Regions from separate parts of the Homo sapiens genome. Here region 2 is linked to region 1. Evidence: chromatin contacts called from ENCODE Hi-C data. All regions are on one chromosome and are shown on one strand. Each heading gives the region's core, a stretch centred on a gene start or an enhancer-like site at or near the end of the contact. The rest is flanking DNA. Distances are from core to core; before and after follow the strand shown.

Region 1 (4,312 bases), core at 1,813-4,312:
AATAGCTTTCAACTGGATTTCTTCTCTTTCCTAAATGAGTCAATCTAGCCAGCTGGAAACTTACTGCTGCCAAAATCTGTCCCAGAAAGACATGGATACCAAATGGAAATATCTGGGCCAGACCACTGTTGTGGTGGAGGAGGCAGGTGCTGCAGAAAAAGAGAGCAGCAAAAAATTTGTTAGAAACAGCTCTTCCTAAACACAGAGGAGCCTCTGGGAGTGGACTGGCCTGGCACAGCAGCTAGCAGAGGACAGGGACAATCACCCTATTTTGTTCAGATGGACCTACCAAGGAGATGAAAAGTGAGAAGAATCTTACCTGTGGCACACTGGCATTCATAGCCATTCGGGTGATCGATACACTTTGCCCCATTCAGACACGGAGTACTGGAACAGTCATCAATATCAATCTGGCAAACTGGCCCAGTGAAACCTCAAAAAGGGACAGTGGTAACATGAGTCAAAGGATTATCTTGTGTCTCCCTTTACCATGAGAATGATGTTAGGTTACTAGCAGGGCTTATACCAATGGGTCAATAAGCCTATGCTTTATTATTCTCCCCAACAGGTAACTGGAATAACCAGGTGACACTCAGGGAATCAGAGGCACTTGTGGTGTGTCTCTACCATTGCTTCTTCACAGACAGACTTCACTTCTAAATGAAGGATGTAGGAAGTGAAATTTATAGGTGGAACCTCAAACAAGTAACTGTAGCTTCAGAGGCAACAGAAACCTTCTCTCTGAAGATACAATGGGGTAAGATGCAATCTATGGAGGACAATTTGGCATATCTTCAAAAATAGCTTGAGGAAAAAAAAGGAGAGACAGAGAATCTTGGAAAAATTGGCATGTGTTGTCTGTTTCTGAACTCATGGGTGAAATGTCTAAAAATAACAGTCTCACAGAGGGCCTTCAAGAATATGACCCATGGGAAAAAAATAAAATCCCGAATAGCCTACAACTAAGGCTTCTGTGAGGTATGAGCATTCTGAAATATATACACAGACGAAGAGGTCATGGGCCATTCAAGAATAGACTTGGACTTTTGGCCACAAAGGACTTGTAAGATATAGTAGCTAAAACAAATTCTCTATTTCTGTACACACACACTCCTATCACCAAGCACTTACTCTAATGATTTCCTCATGCACAGCCCACACACATTCTCTCCCTGCTCTCTTCCCTGTGGTCAGTTGGCTTTGTGCTTTAAGAGAAAACAGGGCCAGGTCGTGGGCACTTACCAGGAGGACACAGGCACTGGAAACGATTGACTTTATCCACACACTGCCCATTGTTCACACAAGGGTTGCTCTGACATTCATTTATTTCTAATTCACAATGCACACCTTTGAAACCTAAACAAAACAGACCACACAAGTGGCTTAAAGAGAGAGAAAGGTGTATTCCAGACAAGGAAGCACAAATTTGCAATGATAACTACATCCTTTGCGAGTACACACATTTCTGCAGAGAAAAAAGGAACTCTGCCATGATGAGAAATAGTCACTCCAAGTGTCAAGCAGGACAGGGCATACTGTGAAATACCCATGTCACTGTGAAAAGCGGGAAGGGATTACATTAAAAGACATTGGCAAGACCTAGCATATAAACAAGGACTGCTCCACATTTTCTGTGATAAATCCATACTTTCTGGACTGTGGAAGGCCCAAAATGTCCCCACTCTATGTTCCTAAAGACAAGCTGAGCTGGAGCTGTTGTTGCCTTCAGGGTGCAGTTCAAGGTCAGCAGTGCCTTTCAAGGCTGGAGTGGCCGGCAGCCTTAATCAGGCAGAGCAGCCAATGTTAGCCATCATTTCAAGCTGGATTTGGCTGTATCCTCTCAAAATTAAAGACATGGTCTATGCAGAAGAGCTCCAGAATACAACTAAACATGTACTGCACTTTAGATAAATGGAAACTTCCTATATAATTGTGGATAAAATTTATTTATATAAATGGAATGGTATGGTATTTGTAATTACATGAAGGTATCAGGAAAACTTGCTATTTAAAGGATTCTTACAGTAAATCATTTTTGAAATTTTCTATTACATGTGGATTTTGATATAACAGGCTTGTTTAATTTGGTCTACATAGCTTGATGAATTCTAGCACTGCCTTACTCTTTGAGTAAGGAAGGTTTGCTTGTGAACCCTGACTTCCTCTAGTCCCCAGTCAGCAAAGGAAATCAAATGCTGACAGAGCTCATCAGACTGCAATAGTATACTGAATGCTCTACCAAGAGAAGTTCAGAACAGTCCCTCCTCTCTAGACCCAACATGCTGATGGGCCCATTTACCTGGCATGCACAGACATGTGAAGCCTCCAATCTTATCCAGACAGGTAGCATCATTCTGGCAGGGGTCTGAATGGCACTCATTGATGTCCATCTCACAACGAGGTCCTGCATAACCCTTCAGACACTCACAGTGGAAGGCGCCATCCGTGTTCACACATTTTCCTGCATGCTCACAAGGATTGCTATTGGCTGAAAGACACAAGTACCAATTACTGGGATCAAAGCAGTTGAGTTTCCACAAATGTGAACAATAGAAGAGCATCTGATGGTTATAGCATCAGGGCCAGGCCTTCAATAATATCATTCCCAATTTTCTATTTTTTTTTCCTTAATTTAAAAAGAAATAAAAGCGGAGTATCCTCAACTGTTATGCATTTCTGCTATTGCAGTTTCTGCCCAAACTGTCATTGAGGTAGGGCTTTATATTAAGAATCAAGTACATACGTTTCATACAGTTAATCCCCAGAATGGAATATATGGTTATGGCTATGCTGAAAGGTCACTTGTAAACACTGGCCATGTAGCAAGAGTAATCTGAGGTTTGGGTGTATGTAATTTGCTTCTACAGTAAAATGTGCTTCAGTTTAAACATTTGCTGAGCTCAACAGACACTTCACAGAACAGAAAAAGTTCTGCTTACTCACCCATGGCACATTCATCCACATCTTCTGTGCAGTCAGCCCCTTTGTAGCCTTGTGGGCAGGTGCAAATATATTGCCCATTTAGGGGGTTGGTGTCACACAGTGCCCCCTTGTGGCAAGGATTGCTGATGCATGCATCATCCAGATGACACAGGAGACCTGTCACAGGGTGGGGCAAAGGACAACTAAGAGAAAATGTCTCTCACTTGGGGAAGAGCTTTCTCTTTCACCCAGGAGGGAAAACCTCATGATCAGTTCCTCAGAATCCAACATGGAGATTTATACGCAACTTCTGCTTTGCCTGACCCTACCTTGGGGACATGCTTGGCCACCAGCAAAGCACCTAGATGCAACCCTAGACTCTGACCCTGAGCTCTCAGCTAGACCTCTCCTCCAGGACAGAGACATCTACAGGCCAGAAGATAAGAAGACGGAGACAGGAAAGTGGAGCTATCTTCCAGATAGTGTGCCAGATTTAGCAAATAAAATAGAGGATGTCCAGTTGAATTTTAGATAAACAAGAAGTAATTTTTAGTATGTCTCAAATATTCCATACATCCTATATTTTATCCGGAATCCTACTTCCCCAATATTATGCTACCTGATGATCATGGGGCCACCTGAACACCATCAGCCTCTACTAGAGTAATCTTTTAATAGCATCAACATTCCTGATTCAGGTGGCCCCAGGTCTCTGAAGATATTACTAGGCTTCCTGTTTTATATAGTTCACATGGGAACTGGATTTTCCAGTCTGCAATTAACTTAAGAAGAGGTAACTAAAGCTTCTTCCACAAAGCTGGAGCTAGAGCTTTTGGAAAGGCCTCCATGAAAGAACATTTCAAAACTGCTGGGCAGAAAGTTCTCCCAGCTAAATTATCTTCTCCCATCACCTTCCTCCTTACATTGCTCTCCTTCTCCTAGAACTAGTAGTTGTTAAATTGAGAGGCTAGAGCAATGTTAACTTTGTAGCATGTAAAAATCTTCCCTGAGGGGAATATTTTCATAGACATTGAGGGTTAGAAGGCACTTAAATGTTTCTCTCCTGCCAACTTCTTCTGAGTAAATAGATGGTTTCTTCTTAAAATGAAGCCTGTGGATCCATTTATTAGCCATTTTATCTTAATAGCTGAGGTGCTTTTCAGTCTAAGATCTTAAGGACTTCAGCAGATGTTCCAAAGACAATAGTTACTAACTTTCCTTTTTTGGAATGAAAAACTAAAGTATGTAGAGTTGAGAAGAGAGCCTAAAGTCCTAAAGAGGAAGATTATCTTCATAGCACTTTGGCTAGCAGGTTACATTTCTGGAACAGTCCTGAGTGATATGTTCCCATAGATGGTAACTCAAAGAATATGCTGTTTGGGATGAAAGA
Region 2 (4,163 bases), core at 1,431-3,930, 170 kb after region 1:
GTGTGCACCACCACACCTGGCTAATTTTTGTATTTTTAGTAGGGGAGGTTTCACCATCTTGGCCAGGCTGGTCTTGAACTCTGGACCTCAAGTAGTCTGCCTGCCTTAGCCTTCCACAGTGCTTGGATTACAGGTGTGAGCCACTGCACCTGGCCTGCCCACTTGTTAATGGGGTTATTTTTTGCTTGTTGAATTGTTTAAGTTCCTTATAGATTCTAAATAGACCTTTATCAGATGCACAGTTTGTGAATATTTCTAAAATTTTCTCCAAACATTAGATCTTTTTAGAGACATGTTGGATTTGACATGTGTCCATGTTTTAAGTAAGATTTTTAAAATAAGAATACAGGGCAAGTTGAAATAAATGGTAACTCATTGCATCTAGTAAGTCACACACATACACACACCATCCTCCAAAAGCTCAAAGCATGTCAAGATACAAATCACACCAGTGTTAGCCTCTTATTTATGTGTCTTAGCCCTGCCTACTCAAGAGCCTGTCTCCTCTTGACAGCTCTGTCATATAGGGTAGAAAATATAGAACAGCTGTGACCAGGGCTTACTCATCTGTACAGTCACTAGATGATAATAGTTATAAAAATTAACATGTGTAAAGGGCTTTGTGGCATATAAGCCACTACTGGGCATATGATTTTAATTCAATTTTAATCTTTATAGAAACTCCTCTCCTCTCCTCCTCACCTTGGATGGGGGTATCAAAGCTTAGGAATGAAGTGACTTGTTAAGATCTCTCACTATGCTTTTTCCTCAAGTACATAAACATTCCTGAACCTCTCTCAATTAAAAAAATGGAATTCATTCCTTATTACACATGCTTTCTAGCCAATCTTTCTTCTTTCATAACTAAGTGTTTTAGAGTAGCTTACACTCTCTGCCTCCCCCTCTTTGCATTCATATCGCTATTTTTTCCTTGTCTAAGGAATGTAATGTACTACATCAGGTCACATGCTGAAAGATTGCACCTGGGGAATGCAGTCACCCACCTACCGCAGTTTGGCTCATGTATAGATATTAAACACAACTTGAGGAATATCCTTGACTACTGAAGAAAGTAGGCAAACTCTGGGCAGGCACTCAGACTTGGGAAGCTTGCGGCATTCCTCTGAGGTCTAAGGAGCTTCCCATTCTATGGCTATCCTCCCTGTCCTTTCCTTTCTGAAGGAAAGGAAGGAAGGAAAGAAGGAAGGGAGGGAGGGAGGAAGGGAAGAAAGGAAGAATAGTTTCAAAACAAAGTTGTCTGACTACAAATTCTGTTCTGTTATTAGATCCTTTCCAATTCACTGTTGTTGTGGTTGTTAAAATAAAGCACAAATTTTTACCACTTGTAGTAGAGAGGCCTTGTGAGAGACAGTTCCTCTACTCCAGAATTGTCACCCCTGTCTCCTATCAAAATGCCTCAGATTCTTCCATTTAAACTTTGGTAATGATGTCAATCTTGGAAGACTTTCTGGGTTGAGCAGATTAAAGAAGCTGAACATGATAGAAGGGAGAAGAAAGCTGCAAGGAACAGGGACTGGCCTGATGGCCTGCTTCATCTATTGCCCAAGCTCCCCACAGCCAGCTCTGGTCCCTTGTAGGATAGAAAGTACAACACAAAGAGGTGACTGAATAACTTAATGGTCTTGGATACACAGTCAGTCCTCTGCTCTCCCATCTGAACTAACAATATTTCCTGTTCTGTTATCTGAAGTGTGAGGTTGGCACTCTATGATGACACAAGTGCCCACTTCCAGCCAAGCCAAGCAACCTTTCCTCCAGACTGAGTCAGTCACCTCCATTCTTTGTGTTCTGACCTTCCAGCTGCAAAAGTAGGGCCCAGATCTCACCTTCTTAGATTCTGAGGTAGTGAACCTGAACAGGTGAATTATAGAGCCACTGTGAAGCTCTAGATTTCCAAGGAGTTCTCCACCTTACCAGTGTTTAAAATCTGTACTTAGTTCCTATATATTTTTCCACACTTTTCATTCCCTTTCCTATAATTCCTTAATATCTCCTTTGATAGCAAAAGGGACAAATGTAAACAGGTTAGGCCATGAGCAAAATCAAGTAGGTAACATATGTCTTTGCTGCTCCATCTCCTTCCTTTCTCCTCCCTCCATTGAAGTCAGGAATCTAAAAATAGTCATCATACCTTAGTGTATATTTAAAGTTCTCTTAACTGTATCTCACAAGGGCTTTATTTTTAGTTACAAAATTTTTATAAGTTGTTTTGGCCACTACTAGAAGCAGCCTTTCAGGGAGGTAGCAAAGGCATTTTTAGGGAACATTTTTAGGAGTCTTCATCTGGGAATCACCCCAAGCAGGGAGCTCCTCAGAAACATTCTCATGCCCCGGACCTTCGTGCTCGCCACGCTTGACTGTGTAGGGAGTTTGAGATAAAATGGTCTACAGTCATTCATTTCGGGTACCTTCCTCTGGACTCTACATTTCTGGTCACTTTTCTGTCATCACCCAGCTTCTTAGGTCAGTACCCGGTGATACTCATGGTGATCCGGGAAGGCTGGACCAGGGAAGTGGAGGACAGGCTGTGCTGATGGTTTATTAAAGTCTGTGGCTTCTTACTCCTCCACAAGACTCCTCATCAGAGGGTGCGGCTTGGGTCATGCTGGGCACTCAGCAGCTTTGTGGTGGGTATCGGTTTGCGCTTCCTCCCCTTTGCTTTCGATTCAATGCTTTCCTGTTGCAGTCTGAGCAGCTCTATTTAACCGCAGCCTCACAGCAGCTACCACTGCATGCAAACTGGATCCATCTAGGGGCAAGTATAGGGCAACCAGAGGGTAAGGGGTTGAGAGGTAAGAAAGGAGACTGCTAGAAGTCAGCTGGAAATGAAAAATTCCAAAGCTAGAATGTCACGATGAATAACAACCAAGAAAACATTCCAGTACCATGAAAAAAAGTACGTTCCAGTTTACATTCGGCTATGATTTTTAAAAACTGAACCCTAAGTTAATTAGTTCAAATACAGTTTCATTAGAAAATATCTTTGCATTTTTCAAAGAAACATATAGGATAATATAAATCCTGGCTTTAATTCAAGAATTAATAAAAAAATATTAAGAATCCCAGTTCAGTTCTGATTCAGGAATAAGATAACTGATAATTTGAGGCTAGAATTTAGTCTACAGATGTTAGAGGCCCTACAGTAGAATGCTCCGAGCAGAGGAAACAGCATCTGTGAAGGCCTAGAGGCAAAAGGAAGCAGGGTGTGTTTGAAACACTGGAGGTCAGTGTGAGTGGAGTTCAGACTGATGGCAAGTTACTGATCATGAGAGGCTTATGAACCGTGATAAGAAGTTCGGACTCCATCCTAAGGACAGTGAGAAGCAACTAAAGGATTTTAAACACAAGTGGTGAATTTACAGAACTGCATTTACATAAAGAACCATCTAGTGGTTAGTGGAAAATGATCCAAGGGGAGAAAACCTGGGGGCAGGAAACTAGCAAAGGGATGTGCAAAATGCCACATAGATGGTGATCACTTAGGCCAGTGGGGACAGGGAGAAATTGATGGATTCAAATATGTAGATTATACTGAATTTGGTTATTGACTGAATGTGGAAGGTGAGCAAAAGAGGCATTAAGGATGAATCCTACATTTCTGCCTAGAAAAACTGGGTAGATGGTGTGGCATATGTTTGGATAAGGAGCATTATTGGAGGAATAGGTTTGAGGGAGGGAGTTGGTTAATAGGCTTTCAGGAATTTCTAATTGAAGTTCTAGAAAGCAGTCAAAAGAGGTCAGGGAAGATAGAGATTTGGAAATAATTGGCAGATAGATCTCAATAATGCCATGGAAAGGGATAATATTTCTCACAGAAAATGTTTAGAGAGAAAAGAGGCTGATGTAGAACAGGGTTCTGAGGAACACCAGTACTTTAGGAGTAAAGAGGAGCTTGCAAAGGATGCTGAAGACCCATGACTAAGATAGGGAAAAAACAATAGTGCAAAGGAAGAGTGAATCTATCAAAGAGGATGTGACCAAAAGCATCACATGCTACCCTGATGCCAAGTAAGATCAAGGCTGATGTATCCACTGGATTTAGTAATATGGGAGGTGGCGGGGGGGCGTTACTGTCCTGAGTGAAAGCCCTTTCAATACAATGGGAGCTGATGCCAGTTTAGATTGGGTTAAAAATTGTTTGA

What was found. A loop is a pair of places that touch in the nucleus more often than their neighbours do. Pooled maps may share reads with other maps.
Region 2: a map of naive thymus-derived CD4-positive, alpha-beta T cell shows a loop between it and region 1 (7-fold over the local background). The contact joins two enhancer-like sites. A Hi-C loop is called at or near these places in 10 of 168 maps with a recorded cell type or tissue (Caco-2, Ramos, ascending aorta and 5 more), 4 of 37 single-sample maps with no recorded cell type and 9 of 50 pooled maps.

What each region holds. Positions count from the first base shown.
Region 1 is chr1:119,965,134-119,969,445 of GRCh38, forward strand. NOTCH2 (notch receptor 2) reads right to left here. Exons shown (of 34, transcript NM_024408.4): 7 at 2,944-3,099; 8 at 2,300-2,488; 9 at 1,243-1,356; 10 at 320-433. Among named protein-coding and RNA genes, the nearest start is that of ADAM30, 71 kb to the left of the region's middle. Within about 2 kb of position 3,063, at least 6 of the 41 ENCODE cell types and tissues checked have a DNase peak (open chromatin) inside an H3K27ac peak, as active enhancers do.
Region 2 is chr1:120,140,336-120,144,498 of GRCh38, forward strand. No RefSeq gene overlaps it. Among named protein-coding and RNA genes, the nearest start is that of SEC22B, 34 kb to the right of the region's middle. Within about 2 kb of position 2,681, at least 8 of the 41 ENCODE cell types and tissues checked have a DNase peak (open chromatin) inside an H3K27ac peak, as active enhancers do.